Linked DNA regions of Homo sapiens: region 2 is linked to region 1. A link is a contact called in ENCODE Hi-C or POLR2A ChIA-PET data. All regions are on one chromosome and are shown on one strand. The core of a region is the stretch at or near the end of the contact, and the rest is flanking DNA. Distances in the headings are between cores, read along the strand shown. Region 1 overlaps BLVRA (biliverdin reductase A). Region 2 has its middle 33 kb from the start of MRPS24.

What was found. A loop is a pair of places that touch in the nucleus more often than their neighbours do. ChIA-PET counts read pairs that join two places held with the same protein, here RNA polymerase II (POLR2A). Pooled maps may share reads with other maps.
Region 2: a map with no recorded cell type shows a loop between it and region 1 (13-fold over the local background). The contact joins two enhancer-like sites. A Hi-C loop is called at or near these places in 5 of 37 single-sample maps with no recorded cell type and 5 of 50 pooled maps. POLR2A ChIA-PET finds 5 or more read pairs at or near these places in 4 of 52 experiments (BJ, HEK293, PC-9 and 1 more).

Annotation. Positions count from the first base shown.
Region 1 is chr7:43,781,555-43,789,284 of GRCh38, reverse strand. BLVRA (biliverdin reductase A) reads right to left here. Exons shown (of 8, transcript NM_000712.4): 3 at 1,260-1,381. Among named protein-coding and RNA genes, the nearest start is that of BLVRA, 27 kb to the right of the region's middle. RefSeq lists an enhancer at 4,777-4,926. Within about 2 kb of position 3,729, at least 6 of the 41 ENCODE cell types and tissues checked have a DNase peak (open chromatin) inside an H3K27ac peak, as active enhancers do.
Region 2 is chr7:43,833,118-43,840,847 of GRCh38, reverse strand. No RefSeq gene overlaps it. Among named protein-coding and RNA genes, the nearest start is that of MRPS24, 33 kb to the left of the region's middle. RefSeq lists a silencer at 1,677-1,756 and enhancers at 5,663-6,032, 5,944-6,238, 6,163-6,282. Within about 2 kb of position 1,852, at least 7 of the 41 ENCODE cell types and tissues checked have a DNase peak (open chromatin) inside an H3K27ac peak, as active enhancers do.

The sequences.
Region 1 (7,730 bases), core at 2,480-4,979:
CAATTGTTACTTATGCTTTGTGTAAATATTTATCTGATGTCTCTAAAGCACTAGAAAAAGAGTTGCCTAACTTGCTCACTACCATGTCTTCAGGCCCAGCCCAGTGCCTGCACCTAGTCCAAAATTAATATGGATAAATGATGTTACACAGGATTAGTCTGGTGCCTGTATCTAGTTCACAATTAATATTGACAAATGATGTTATACAGGATTAGTCTGGTGAGTGGTGCGTGTGTGTGTGTGTGTGTACAGGGGTGAGTGGAAAATTTGAGCATGGGGGAAGAAGAAACAAGGTGATAAGTTTGATTTTGACTGGAGATAAATGAATCCTTAAAGAAAAGGGGGAGGCTGGGTGCACTGGCTCACGCCTATAATCTCAGCACTTTGGGAGGCCGAGGCAGGAGGATCACTTGACCCCAGGAGTTTGAGACCAGTCTAGGCAACATAGGGAGACCCTGTCTCTACAAAAAAAAAAAAAAAATTATCCAGGCGTGGTGGTGTGTGTGTCTGTAGTCCCAGCTACTCAGAAGGCTGAGGCAGGAGGACCACTTGAGCTGTGAGGCGGGAGGATCACTTGAGCCCAGACGGTCAAGGCTGCAGTGCGCTGTGATTGCACCATTGCGCTGCAGCTTGGGTGACAGAGTGAGACTCTGTCTCAAAAAAAATAATAATAATAATAAAAGTGAGGCTCAAAATTACCAATGGCAAAAGAACACATGGTGTTTAAAAGATGGGCTTTGGAAACAGACTTCTGCTCAACTTCAGTTCTTAGACTTTCCAGCTGTGTGACCTCAGGCAGATTACTTAACCTTTCTGTGGTTCAGCCTCCTTATCTGTAAACTGGGGGGTTAATAACACTACGCAGAAGGAAATATCACATGTAGAGCCCAGGACCACCTAGGATGGCTGTCATGATGACTATGTCAGGATTCCCCGGTGCACACCGAAAGCCTTTCAGGCCAAAGCCCCATGCATGTGTTTTCTGTGCCCCTTCTCTAACTGTCAGCCTTGAGCTCACCCTCCTGCCTCTGTCTTCCAGTCTCCCAGGCCAACCTACTGTGCATCCCAGCTGCAGGCCCAGCAAGCTTCAGTTCCCAGACCCATCCCAACCTGAGATCTTATGGGGCTGACCCTAAGCACAGTTCTCAGTTGGGAGATGGCTCTCCCTGCCCTGGGTCTGGAAAATCTCCATGTCCTGCAGCTAATCCGCCTCACTGGGCTTTCCATGAATTATGAAGCACAAAGACATTGTGAGCCACCTCGACACGAAGCCAATCAGGTTCAGGAACGCTGAGGAAGGGTGTGGATTCCGCAAGTCCCTCATCCGCACGGAGCCGGCTCGGCCAACACCAACCACCACCACGCCAAACTTCCTCTCGGGCTGAAACACAAGGGACCAAGGTGGAGTCTGAAAACACTGTAGGCATCGAGCAGAAAACTACAAAACAAAGGAGCTGGCAGGGTCCCGACGAGCAAGATGGAAGCCAGCCCAAAACACACAGGAAGCCACAGCATCAGGATGGGATGAGACAGTCCCCGAAATGGGGGCTTGGAGAGAAGTCAGTCCCGCCAAAACCTGTTCTTGAAGGTGCTCCACCATGTCTTTAGGTTGAAAACCTTCCGAGTACCCACAGAAAGTGTTCCCCCAATTTGGCTCTCCACTTCTACTGCCCCATCTCCAATAATGAGGGAGCTTTCCCCATTAACCCAGACCCAGCCCATGGCCTGGTACTTCTGCCCTCCCTGGGTCCCTCCTCCAGTGGACACATGAATCTGATACTACTGGGAGTCATTCAGAGGGCACAGCTTCTTCATCAGATGCTGGCAGAGGAGGCAAATGGGCAAACCATGATTGGTCACCTTACTCAGCGTGGGATCCAGAGGCTTTGACTCTTCACTACAGCCTTCTGAGTTCCACATTTAAGATACTGCAGTATCTTAAATATTATTTAAGTGCACTGCTGGAGGCTGTATGTGAACAGTATTACAGTGAAAAATCAAACTGACTTTTAAGTTATACAGCAACTCAGTATAATAAAAACTGATAAAATTTATCTCCATGCACTGGGCACGGTGGCTCACGCCTGTAATCCCAGCACTTTGGGAGGCCGAGGCAGGTGGATCACTTGAGGTCAGGAGTTCCAGACCAGCCTGGCCAACATGGAGAAACCTCGTCTCTACTAAAAATACAAAAATTAGCTGGGCCTGTTGGCAGGCGCCTGTAATCCCAGCTACTTAGGAGGCCGAGGCAGGAGAATTGCTTGAACCTGGGAGGCGGAGATTGCAGTGACCCAAGATAGCGCCACTGCACTCCAGCCTGGGTGACAGAGTGAGACTCTATCTCAAAAAAAAAAAAATTATCTCCATGCATCCCTTAAACTCACTTCTTGGATGCCTCTGAGCATAGAAACATGAATGTCATCTCAGATTTGCCCCTTTTCTTCACCTCTGTACCCAGTTGTCACCACTTCCCACTGACTCTGCCCCTCTTCCTGTGCCCACTGCTCTTGTCTTCTCCTTCCAGGATTTCTTCCAAATGTTTGGGGATTTGCCAAATGTTTTTCTATTATTGATTTCTCATTTAATCCCACTGTGGTCAGAGAACATTCTTTAAATGATTTGAATCCTTTTAGATTTATTGAGATATTTTATGATACGGGATGTGGTCTACCTTGGTTAATGTTCTGGGCACACTTGAAAAGAATGTGTATTCTGCTATTGTTGGGTGGAGTGTTCTATAAGTCTGTTAGATCAAGTTGGTTGATTGTGTTGTTCAGGTCTTCGTATCCTTCCTGATTTTCTGTCTCCTTGCTCTAGCAATTATTGAGGGTAGAGAAATCTCTGAATATAATTGTATATAACTGTGTATTTCTCCTTTCAGTTCTATCAGTTTTGACCCACATATTTCAAAACTCTGTTATTAGATACATACAAGTTTAGGATGGTTATGTCCTTTTTTTTAATTGACCCCTTTATCTTTCTAAAATGACCATTTTTATTCCTGGTAATATTTTTTGCCCTATAATTTATTTTGTCTGATATTAACAATCCATTCCCAATTTCTGTTGATCAGTGTTGCATAATACATTTTTTCCCCAACCTTTCACATTTAATCTATATGTGTTTTCATAGCTATAGTTAGTTTCTTATAGGCAGCATATAGTTAGGTCTTGCTTTTTTTTACTCAGTCTAACAATCTCTGCCTTTTAGTTGAAACGTTTAGACAATTTACATTGTGATTATTGATATGGTTGGGTTTCCATTCAAATTCTATAGAAATCCTGCTATTTGTTCAATCTGTTCTTTTTCCCCTCTTTTCCTGCCTTATTTTGGATTAATTAGAATATTTATTATGATTCCATTTTATCCCATTTGTTGGCTATTAGCTATAACTCTTTTTCAGAAGTTAAGGATTTTATATTATATATTTTACTTACCACAGTCTACTTTAAAGTAATATTATGCACTATTCCACATATACTATAAAGAACCTGACAACAGTACACTTCCATTTCTTTTCTCCTAGACCTTGTACTGTTGTTATACAATTCAATATTGAAGCGAGAGATTCTCCAGAACTTGCCCAGAAGCCAAGACGTCTGGAAAGGATCTCAGCCTCTGTCAGCCTGCAGCTTGGGAAGAGTGATTCACAGAGCCTGACTGTCCACTGCTGCTAAACCATACACTGGCCTTGGCTCACACATCTGACTGAACTGTCTCCTATGACTAACTGCCTCTCTTTCTTCAGCCTTGCAAGTTTCCTGGGAGTCCTGGGAGTGGACTTCACATATAAAAGGGGACTCTGGGAGACCTAGTTCCTGGCTTCTCTTCTGGAAGTCAGGGAAGAGTATAGGAAGGAGTGGCCACAGTGCCCAACTGACAATTGACAATTTCACCAAGTAAGTCCTTTTTGGGTTACTAGTCTTGTTTTCTTTTCTTTTTTTTTTTTTTTGGTAATTTCTAATTACCAAAAAGCAGTAAGACAGCCTCTGGAGAAATCTGTACAGCCAAAACACATATTAATGATCAAATATTAATATTTGTTTCCCTTTCAATCAAGAAAAGAAGACTAGCAATCCCCTTATTAGGTTAAATATTTATGGCATTCTTAAGGTTACCGTATTACTACATTCCAGATAATAACCAGGATATGCTTCTACCAGCTTAAAAAAAAGGCACAAGGTTAAGAAACAGCTCCATTATCTATAAATAAGCCAAACTGCTTTTTAAGATTTCATTAGTTAATGATACACACAAACTTGCATACAAAACCTGGCTTGCACAGTGTGTCAGGCTAAATTATAAACTGCTTTAGGATTTGGTTTCGATATTACTGCCTTGCAAAACTGACACACAGGGACAAGATATGGGTGAAAGGCCCAGTGCAGTAGCTCATGTCTGTAAACCCAGCACTCTGGGAGGCTGAGGTGGGCGGATCACTTGAGGTCAGGAGTTTCCAGACTTGCCCGACCAACATAGTGAAACCCTGCCTCTACTAAAAATACAAAAAATTAGCCAGGTATGGTGGTGGCGGGTGCCTGTAACCCCAGCTACTTGGTAGCCTGAGGCAGGAGAATCGCTTGAACCGGGGAGGCAGGGGTTGCGGTGAGCCAAGATTGCACCACTGCACTTCAGCCTGGGCGACAGAGCAACACTCCATCTCAAAAAAAAAAAAAAAAAAAAAAAGATATGAGTGAAGACACTGGTATCTTAATAGTCAAGCTGCTCTTAGGGGAAGAACTTTATTTTTGAGAAAAATTACTTGTTAGGCCTTTTAACGTGAGCCTCTTCATTTTACATGAGGGATCTTGAAGGTGCGTTCTGAAGGGAAACTGCAAATCAGAGATGGCTAGACCACTCTGTAGTAGCAGCTAAAACTTTGGGGCTAGGAACCAGTAGGAGGCAGAGGAAAGGGGAAAGTGCACGCAGGTTAGCAAAAGGCTAAAATCTGCAGAGAAGGAAGCCAGTGAGAAACGCCCAGTGGAGGAGGGAGCAATGGACTTCCAGAAACCAGGACATCCACAGTTCCATTTTCAGTTGTCTGCTGTGCTCTGCTATCCTGAACCTTTGGGAAAATGCCACTACAAATAGCCCTATAGAGGTGGTATTTAAGGAACAAAGAACAGGAGCAGTTTTGAGACAGCAGAAAAGGACACATAAGCACAGCAAAGTGACTAAAAAACTCACTTAGGTCCAAATCACAGTCACAGAGTGAGCTTGCGCCCCCACCCTTGGACTCAGAGAAGCTGGTGTTTGGCACTCCAGATGCAAAAATGGAGTTCATAGTTAGGAATGTGCTCTGCCAACTTAGAAAAAAAATTTTTTTTGAGATAAAGAGGGTAGAAGAAAATGTAAAATCACTGTAGAAAAACTTCAAGGTGAGGCATGAGGGCAGGTGCTGAAAAGGTGGAAGGAGAGTCCAGGCAGTTGGACAGAACAAACTAGTCGTTTTCATCCACTATTTGCAAGAATTAAAAAAAAGTTTGATAACACATTGGTTGGCCTGGGGAAACAGGTATGTTCATATGTTGCAGGAGGGAGAGAAGAACCTGCTTTATGGAGAGCAACTTGGAAATATTTATTACAAATTAAAATGCAAATGCCCTTTGTTCTGGTAAATCCAACTGTAAGATAATGTGTCCTATAGAGCTACACAAGTCAAGTGACTTAGGCTTACTGCAGCCTTGCTTATAACAAGCAAAAGATGGAAATAATCTATATGTCATTAATAACAGGCTGGCTATGAAAGTTATGATAGACTCGTGATATAGAGTATTACATGGCAATATAAAAATAAAAGAACGAGGAAGCCCTTTATATATTGAAAGGGACTGGTCTCCAAGATAGATGATCGGGTGAAAGAAGCAAACGACAGCCTAGTGTGCACTGTGTGCTACAGTCTGTGTAGTAACAGGAGGGGTGGTAGCCAAAGGAAAAAGATACTGTCTATGTTTAGAATCTCTTTGAAAGGACAGCCCAGAAACCTGTAACACTGAAACTGGCGACATGCTCTTGCTGGGAGCAAGAAAAACAGAGTGGCTGGGAAACAGGGATAGGAGGGAAGAAGGCTTCTCATAGAAAATATTTTTTTTTCTTTTTTTCCTCTTTAAAGTTTAGAATCACACAAATGTATTCACTATCTAAAATATAAACCACCACTGAAAACAGACATAAATATCAGAGGGCTGCTCTAGGAAGGTGAGAATTCTGCAGTGTATAGCGCCTTGGCTCACTCCCGCTTCCCTTCCTGGAGCTCCCTCTACAGTGCTCAGAGTCCTCTGCTGCCCCTGCCCCTGCCCTGTCCAATGACCCCAAGTGCCCCAGACTCCTCTCACCCCTCCTGGCCCTGCTGCAATTGGTTTTCACTCCCATACCTCCCTGCTTCACCGTGGGTCATCCAAGACCTTCTCATCACATTCAAGGGCTTCTTCTCAGCCACATCCTCCTGGACTTCAGACATGAGTGACCCTTACCTGGACCTTCTTCAAACTCACTCCTTCCTTTCTTCTCTTACCTCATGCTACCGAGGTTTTCTTTTCACATTTCACTTTCTTTCTTCATTTTACCCAAGATGTGCATATTTCCCAAAGCTCAGTCTTCATCCCTCTATTTTTCTCTCTCTCCCATGTCCCCAGAATATGGGGGTCCCTCATTCTCAGGGTTTCCATGACCACCTCTATGCCAAAGACCCTAGCATCCTGAGCTGTGGGCCATCCTCTCTTCCAAGCCGCATTCCCAAGGCATTTCAACCTGGCTTTCCCACCGCGCCCTGGATCTTCACGCTGTGTGCTAAACTCCAATTATCCACCCTTCCTGACAGGTTGTACTCTGAACTTCTGGGCAAAAGCCAGTAGCTCTAGGAATCCTGGCAGCCCCCAGCTTTAAATGCTTGGAGTCATTCCTGCATTCAACAAACATCCTGGGATCAAAGCCCGACTGTGGCCGATGGTCCTTCTTCTGTCTTTCTCCCTCCAGCCAGCCTCTGGGCCACAACTAGTTTTGCTTGAAAATTTCTGTCATATGATTTCCTTTCTCTACACTTTCACTGACCCTCCCAAGCTCTGGATTGCATTAGAAGATTACTTAACAGTCTCTGAATCATCCTATCATTTAGTCAACTGATAATTAGTGAAGATAAGCTATGCATGAGGCATCAAGTCAGATGCCATGGGGATGCTAAGATGAGCGAGGCACCCCGACAGCTACAGTCAAAGCAGGAGGGGAAGGTAACGAAAGAAAAGATACATAAAGCACAATGGAAATTCATAAGAGGGAGGTATGACTTCCCGAGAGAGGACTCTTGAGAAAACTGTTTGTGCAGTACAAAGGACATTTGAACTGGATGGATGGGATTAGCTGGATATAGGCAAGAACAAAGGCATTCATGGGTCAAAAACATCAGGGCTTAGATCTCTGTGATGCTCCTTAACCCCCTGTGACTTACAGCAATTGACTTATTGCTCATTTTCCTCATCTACAAAATGGGTAATAATAGCATCTTGCTCCTAGGCCTTTTGTTAGGACTAAATGGATGCACATTCTGGGCTGCTGTGTAGCAGATTAACTATATATCTTTAACATACAGAAAAATGGAGAATGAGATATAAATGATATAAAATACAATTATGTACATTAAAAGTATATCAGGCTGGGCACTGTGGCTCATGCCTGTAATCCCAGCACTTTGGGAGGTCGAGAGGCATTTGGGTCACTTGAGGTCAGGAGTTCAA
Region 2 (7,730 bases), core at 603-3,102, 53 kb before region 1:
ACCAGTGTGGACAACATAGTGAGGCTCCATCTCTAATCCATCAAAAAAGAAAAAAAAAAAGCCTGGCGTGGTGGCATATGCCTGTATTTCTAGCTACTTGGGAGGCTGAGGCGGGAGGATTGCCTGAGCCCCAAAATTCCAGGCTGCAGTGAGCTATGATGATGCCACTGTACTACAGCCTGGGACACAGAGCAAGATGCCGTCTCTAAAAATAATAATAATAGGCCAGGGGCAGTGGCTCACGCTTGTAATCCCAGCACTTTGGGAGGCCCAGGTGGGCTTGCTTGAGATCAGGAGTTCGAGACCAGCCTGGCCAACATGGTGAAACCCCGTCTCTACTAAAAATACAAAAATTAGCCAGGCGTGGTGGCAGGCTCCTGTAGTCCCAGCTACTGGGGAGGCTGAGGCAAGAGAATCGCTTGAACCCAAGAGGTGGAGGTTGCAGTGAGCCCAGATTGTGCCACGGCACTCCAGCAGCCTGGGTGACAGAGTGAGGCTCCGTCTCAAAAAAAAAAAAAAAAAAAGATATAAATTGGCTATGGTTAAGATCTAATGAAAGTTCATTATAATGCAAGGAAATTTGGTTGTTTCTGTGGCATACAACATTTAAAATACTAACTGAAATTATGACTTATAACATTACATTGGGACATATCTTGGATAGGGAGGACATTGACAAATTTCCAGGGACTTGACACAATTTCTGAAACAATAACATTTTACCCATACAAATATAACCTAGAGAAGGTTAGTATCTCTTTCTCTCTCTCTCTTTTTTGAGAGAAGGTCTCTTCCACCAAGGTGGGAGTGCAGTGGCCTAATCATGGCTTACTGCAGCCTTGACCTCCTGGGCTCAGGCGATCCTCCCACTTCAGCCTCCCTAGTAGCTGGGACTATAAGTGTGTGCCATCACACCCGGCTATGGTGTGTGTGTGTGTGTGTGTGTGTGTGTGTGTGTGTGTGTGAAAGCAAGTTTATTAGAGAAGTAAAGAAACAAAAGAATGGCTACTCCACAGGCAGAGCAACCTAATTTTTGTATTTTTTGTAGAGGTGGGTTGGTTGCAGGGTGCAGGGGTGTCTAGGCTGGTCTCAAACTCCTGGGCTCAAGCGGTTCTCCCACCTCAGCCGCTCAAGGTGCTGGGATTAAGGTGTGAACCACTGTGCCTGGCTAAGTAGTTCTCATTTGACATTGCTTTCCATGTGATTTAATGTAACTTTAGAATTTTTATAGCTTGTATTATTATTTTTTTGAGACGGAATTTCGCTCTTGTTGCTCAGGCTGGAGTGCAATGGCGCGATCTCGGCTCACAGCAACCTCCACCTCCCAGGTTCAAGCGATTCTCCTGCCTCAGCCTCCCGAGTAGCTGGGATTACAGGCATGCGTCACCACGCCCGGCTAATTTTGTATTTTTAGTAGAGACGGGGGTTTCTCCATGTTGGTCAGGCTGGTCTCGAACTCCCGACCTCAGGTGATCCGCTCGCCTCAGCCTCCCAAAGTGCTGGGATTACAGGCGTGAGCCACCGCGCCCGGCCAGCTTTGTATTTTAAATTTAAGTCAATGGACTATTTTGAATGAATTTTTGTGAAACTTGTAAAGTTTGGATCTACATTTATTTCGTTCCGATTAATAATTTCTTTAACATTTTTGAGAAAGACACAGGATAGTGGGCCCCATTTTATTTTGAACGTCCGTAATCATGGCATTGAACGATCTGAATTTAATTAATTCAACCAGACAGCCAGGAGGGGGCACGCGGCCACCGCTAAACAGTGAGCGAGCGCCGAGGGCCCCGCGCTGCCCCAGATGACCAGCAGGGGGCGTGCGAGCCGCCTTGTCGGACCCCTGAGAAGCCCCCACCGCCTCCGTGCTCCTACTGCGGCCGCCAGCGCCGGGCCCGCAGTGAGGAGGAGAACCTCATTTTCCTCAACACAGATCTAAGGGGACACCGCCTCACTTTGAGACAACTTGAGGCTGCGTCAGTGGTGAGTAAAATCCTTCCTGTCACAGTCCTGACTACTGAGGAGCAGTTGGTCTTCAGAACCCCCAGTAGAGGAAGGGCTTCATGTGGAATTTTGGAAATAAAAAACCCCGGTTTCCACCACACAGGAGGTCCTTCTCAACAGCTAAGACACAGTGGCTGCTAGTATAATACCACGCAGCAGCCTTTTAATACTAACATCACATTCAGAGGCTTACCAGGGAGACTGGTTTCCTAGCTTTGGCTGAACTGGATTTGGGTCAGGCTTAGCCTCTGGAATGAAGTTTGGTGTCACCTCTGCTTTACTGACGCGGTATTGACGTGGTTGATTGATTGATTGATTGATTTTTTTTTTCTAGAGACAGAGCTCCCTATGTTGCCCAGGCTCCAAATCGTGACCTCAAGTGATCCGCCCGCCTCAGCCTTCCAAAGTGCTGGGATTACAGGCCTGAACCACCATGCCTTAGCCTTATTTTTCATTTTTTAGACAGTCTCAATCTGTCAGGCTGGAGTGCAGTGGCACGATCATAGCTCACTGCAGCCTTTAACGTCTGGGCTGAAGGATCCTCCCGTTTCATCTTCCTGAGTAGCTGGGACTACAGGCATGCACCACCAAGCCTGGCTAATTTTTAATTTTATTGTAGAGAAGATGTCTATGTTGCCCAGGCTGGTCTTCAGCTCCTGGATGCAAGCGTTCCTCACGCAAGCGAACCCAGCCCACATGGTTGTTTAAAAAAGTAATTACTGAGGTCAGGAGTTCAAGACCAGCCTGGCCAACATGGTAAAACCCCGTCTCTACTAAAAATACAAAAATTAGCCGAGTGTAGGGGCAGGTGCCTGTAATCCCAGCTACTCCGGAGGCTGAGGCAGGAGAATCGCTTAAACCCAGGAGGCGGAAGTTGCAGTGAGCTGAGATTGAGCCACTGCACTCCAGCCTGGGCGACAGAACAAGACTCCGTCTCAAAAAAAAAAAAAGTAATTACTTTTTGAGGCTGGGCGTGGTGGCTCACGCCTGTAATCCCAGCACTTTGAGAGGCCCAGGCAGGAGGATCACTTGAACCCAGGAGTTCGAGATCAGCCTAGCCAACATGGTGAAACCCCGTCTCTACCAAAAAATACAAAAATAGCAGGGCATGGTGATGTGTACCTATAATCCCAGCTACTCGGGAGGCGGAGGCAAGAGAATCTCATGAACTTGAGAGGTGGAGGTTGCAGTGAAATTGCACCTTTGCATTGCAGCCTGGGCGACAGAGGGAGACTGTCTTAAATAAATAAATAAATAAAAGTAATTACTTTTTGATAATTTCATTCTTATGGAAAACTTGCAATAGCAATACAAATCCCTGTCCTTTCTATCAAAGTCTCCAGTGGTTATTGCTGTACCAGATTTGTAATTTCACACAAAATACTTGTTTTTTTACCCAAAGCAGGGACACTCTCCCAGGTAACAATCACTCTCCCCTTTATCAGGAAATCGACAAGAATTACAAAAATGACCTGGGCGTGGTGGCACACGCCTGTGATCCCAGCTACTCAGGAGGCTGAGGCAGGAGAATCACTGGAACCTGGGAGGTGGAGGTTGCAGTGAGCAGAGATGGACCCAGTGCACTTTAGCCTGGGGGACAGAGTGAGACTCAGTCTCAGAAAAAAAAAAAAAGAAAGAAAGAAAAAGAAAAGAAAAAGAAATTAACACAGTGTCCACATGGCAATCCAGTCCTCAGACCTACTTTGCTTCACCACCTGCTCCAGTGTGGGTGGGAAAAAGATTATCTGCATTTAAAAATTTTTTTCTAACTCCTTGAGTGGCAGATAAAGCAATTTTTATGCCAGACACTGATACTTACATTATGGCTCTGAGCTCAAGATTTTAACCTGTCTGATCTGAGAGCCTAACTTTTCTAAACATTTATGTAATTCTTCTAGACTATTAGTCTTTCAATTACCTGTTTTGTCACCATACACAGTTGTTAGGCAGGCAAACCTAAATTTACATTTCCGAAAGGGACAGTTCAGGTGTCTAGGTTGTTTATCATGGAGCTGTTATTTGTAAAGTCATTAATTTGAAATGGCTTTAAGTCTTTTTTTAAAAAATCTTGGCTCAAATGTCATAAGCAGTGATTTTTATCTCAACACCAGCAGAAAAGTCAGCAGATTGAAAGTAGGCAGGAAAAAAATAAAATAGAGAGATAGAGAACTTCGAAGATTTTGCTTGTTAACCGCATAGTTGGTTGTAGTTTTCTTAGTGACCATCTGAGCTCTGAACTTTCCTTGATAGAATTTGCCCATCTGTTTCAAAATGTGCATGAGAATGAGCCATAATATAGTCAGCTGGAATCCTCAAAGGAAGGTTGTTTTGGCATGGCTTTAGAGTTTAGGATCTCATTCCATTTCTTTTTCTTTATTTTTATTTTTTTGTTTTTGTTTTTTTGAGACACAGTCTCACTCTGTTGCCCAGGCTGGAGTGCAGTGGTTTGACCTTGGCTCACTGCAACATCTTCTGGCTGGATTCAGGCTATTCTCCTTTCTCAGCCTCCTGAGTAGCTGGGAGTACAGGCGCCTGCCACCACGCCTGGCTAATTTTTGTATCTTTAGCAGAGATGGGATTTCACCATGTTGGCCAGGCTGGTCTTGAACTCCTGACCTCAAATGATCTGCCTACCTCAGCCTCCCAAAGTGCTGGGATTGCAGGCATGAGCCACTGTGCCCGGCTTCATTCCATTTCTTATTAATCTCTTGAGAGCAAAGAAATTCCCATAAATCTTTTCAGGGAATGTCAGGAGTTTGGACCAATATTTTACATCAATTTCAGTATGGTAACCACGTTCCTTCACCAAAGTAATACTTTTCACAACACACTGCATAAGTAACATTTGTGGAAACGTCTTTTTAAAATAGTATATAAATAACATTTCAGAAGCCTGTTTAACATGACTACAAACACTTCACTACATTCATTACTTCCTTACATGGAAGTTACACGGTTCACAACAAACTTTGTAAGTAGCATTTAAAAATTTTCTTCTACTTCTTTCCTATCTGGATGTCTGTCATGCTTTTTCTTGCTTGATTGTTGTGGCTAGGACTTCCAGTACTATATTGAATAGACATGGTGAGAGTTGGCATCTTTGTCTTGTTCCTGATCTTAGAGGAAAAAATATTTTCACAGTTAAATATGTTAGCTGTGGGCTTGTCAGAGATAGTCTTTGTCGTGCTGAGAAACATTACTCTTTTTTCAACATTCCTCTTTTGTTTTGGAGACAGGGTCTTGCTCTGTCACCCAGGCTGGAGTGCAGTGGTGCGATCTTGGCTCACTGCAACTTCTGCCTCCTCAGTTCAAGTGATTCTCCTGCCTCAGCCTCCCAAGTAGCTGGGATTACAAGTGTGTGCCACTGCACCCGGCTAATTTTTGTATTTTTAGTAGAAATGGGGTTTCACCATGTTGGCCGTGTTTTACCATGTTGGCCATCTTGAACTCCTGACCTCAGGTGACCCGCCCACCTGGGCCTCCCAAACTGCTGGGATTACAGGCATGAGCCACTGTGCCCGGCCTCAAAAGATTTTTAAATTTCTTCTTTGAGGCTGGGCACAGTGGCACACACCGGTAATCCCAGCACTTTGGGAGGCCAAGGCAGGCAGATTGCTTAAGCCCAGAAGTTTGAGACCAGCCTGGGCAACATGGTGAAACCCCTTCTCTACAAAAAATACAAAAAGCCAGATGTGGTGGTATGAGCCTGTAGTCCCAAGCTACTGGGGAGGCTGAGGTGGGGGGATCACTTGGACCCAGGAGGTTGAGGTTGTGGTGAGCTATTGAGCGACTAAGTGGCTAAGTTGGCTGGACTTCCTGGGTCAATAGGGACTTCCCTAAGGGGACTTTTCCCTAAGCCAAAATGAGTCATAGCTGCAAGCTAAGGGATTGAAACTTCAACCAATCAAAGGGGACTTTCTCCTAAGCCAAAATGAGTCATAGCTGCAAGCTAAGGGATTGAAACTTCAACCAATCATATAGGGAGTTTAAGCTCTAGCTGCAGCGTGATGTTTTTAACCAATCAGGCCCACCAACCCACAAGCGGATAGAAAATAAGCTAATCCTATAGGACAGGAAAAGGAAAAGGAAAAGGGAAGGAGTCATAAGGGCATATAAGCATAAGACACTCAAGCCAGGGCAACCCTTCCAGGTCCCCTTCCACCACGTGGAAGCTTTACTTTCACTTTTGCTTTACATTCACTTTCGCTTTAATAAATCTTGCTGCCACACACTCTTTGGGTCCACACGTTTCTCTAATTGAGCTGTAACACTTGCCACTGTGGTCCACAGCTTCATTCCTTGAAGCCCATGAGACCACAAACTCTTCGATCAAGAAAAACCTTTGATCGGAAGAAGACTTCTCATCTCACTATCATGTCACTGCACTCCAGTATGAGTGACGGAGTGAGACCCCATCTCAAAAAAAAAAATAATTCTTTGACCCATTGGTTGTATAGGAGCATGTTGTTTAAATTCTACATATTTGTGAATTTTCTGAAATTACTCCTATTATTGATTTCTAGTTTTATACCATTGTGATCAGAAAAGATACTTGTTATGATTTCAGTTTTCTTAATTTGTTATGACTTATTTTGTGACCTGATATATACTCTATCTTGGAGAATGTTCCATGTGCACTTGAGAAGATTGTGTATTCTGAATGACATGGTTTGCAGCTGTCCATAAGATCTGAAACATTATTTAAACATGTGTCTTCAGACGCTTCACTACATACATTACTTCCATTCACTAAAATAACACTGTTCATAACATATTGTAGCTCTGTCACCCAGGCCGGAGTGTAGTGGTATGATCACAGCTCACTGCAGCCTAGAACTGCTGGACTCAAGTGATCCTTCCACTTCAGCCTCCCAGAGTTCTGGAACTATGCCACCACACTCTGCTAATTTTAAATTTTTTGTAGAGAGTATCGTTATGTTGCCTAGGCTGGTCTTGAACTCCTGGACTCAAGCAATTCTCCTGCCTCGGCCTCCCAAAGTGCTGGGATTACAGGCATGAGCCACCATGCTTGACCACTAAGTAGCTTTCAAAGAAGCATCTTTCAAACAAGTATGTTTGTCATTTATTATATGCATGAGTGTGGCAAACCACTTTCATCCACTGAGTTAACACTGTTAACAACATAGTGTGTAAGTTACATTCTTTAGAAACATCATTTTTAATTAATTAGTTAATTAATTAATTTTGTAGAGTCTCATTATGTTGTCCAGGCTGGTCTGGAACAAAAATTAGCATAGTGGCATGCACCTGTAATCCCAGCTACACGGGAGGCTGAGGCAGGAGAATTGCTTGAACCCAGGAGATGGAGGTTGCAGTGAGCCAAGATCGTGCCATTGCACTCCAGCCTGGGCGATAGAGTGAGACTCTGTCTGAAAAAAAAAAAAAGTTGATTCAGGTCACAGTTAATGCAAATGTTTCAAAACTGGGTTTCTGATATTTGTAAATGTCTTTGTTTATTACATAAGAGTGTATTACCATTAAAGTTGGTATTGTATTGCTTTCAAAATGAGAAGGTAGGCTGGGCACAATGCCTCACACCTGTGATCCCAGCACTTTGGTAAACCAAGACAGGAGGATCACTTGAACCCAGGAGTTAAAGACCAGCCTGGGCAACATAATGAGACCCTGTCTCTACCAAAAAAAAAAAAAATGGTGTGGTGGCATATGCCTGTAGTCTCAGCTACTCAGGAGGCTGAGATGGGAGG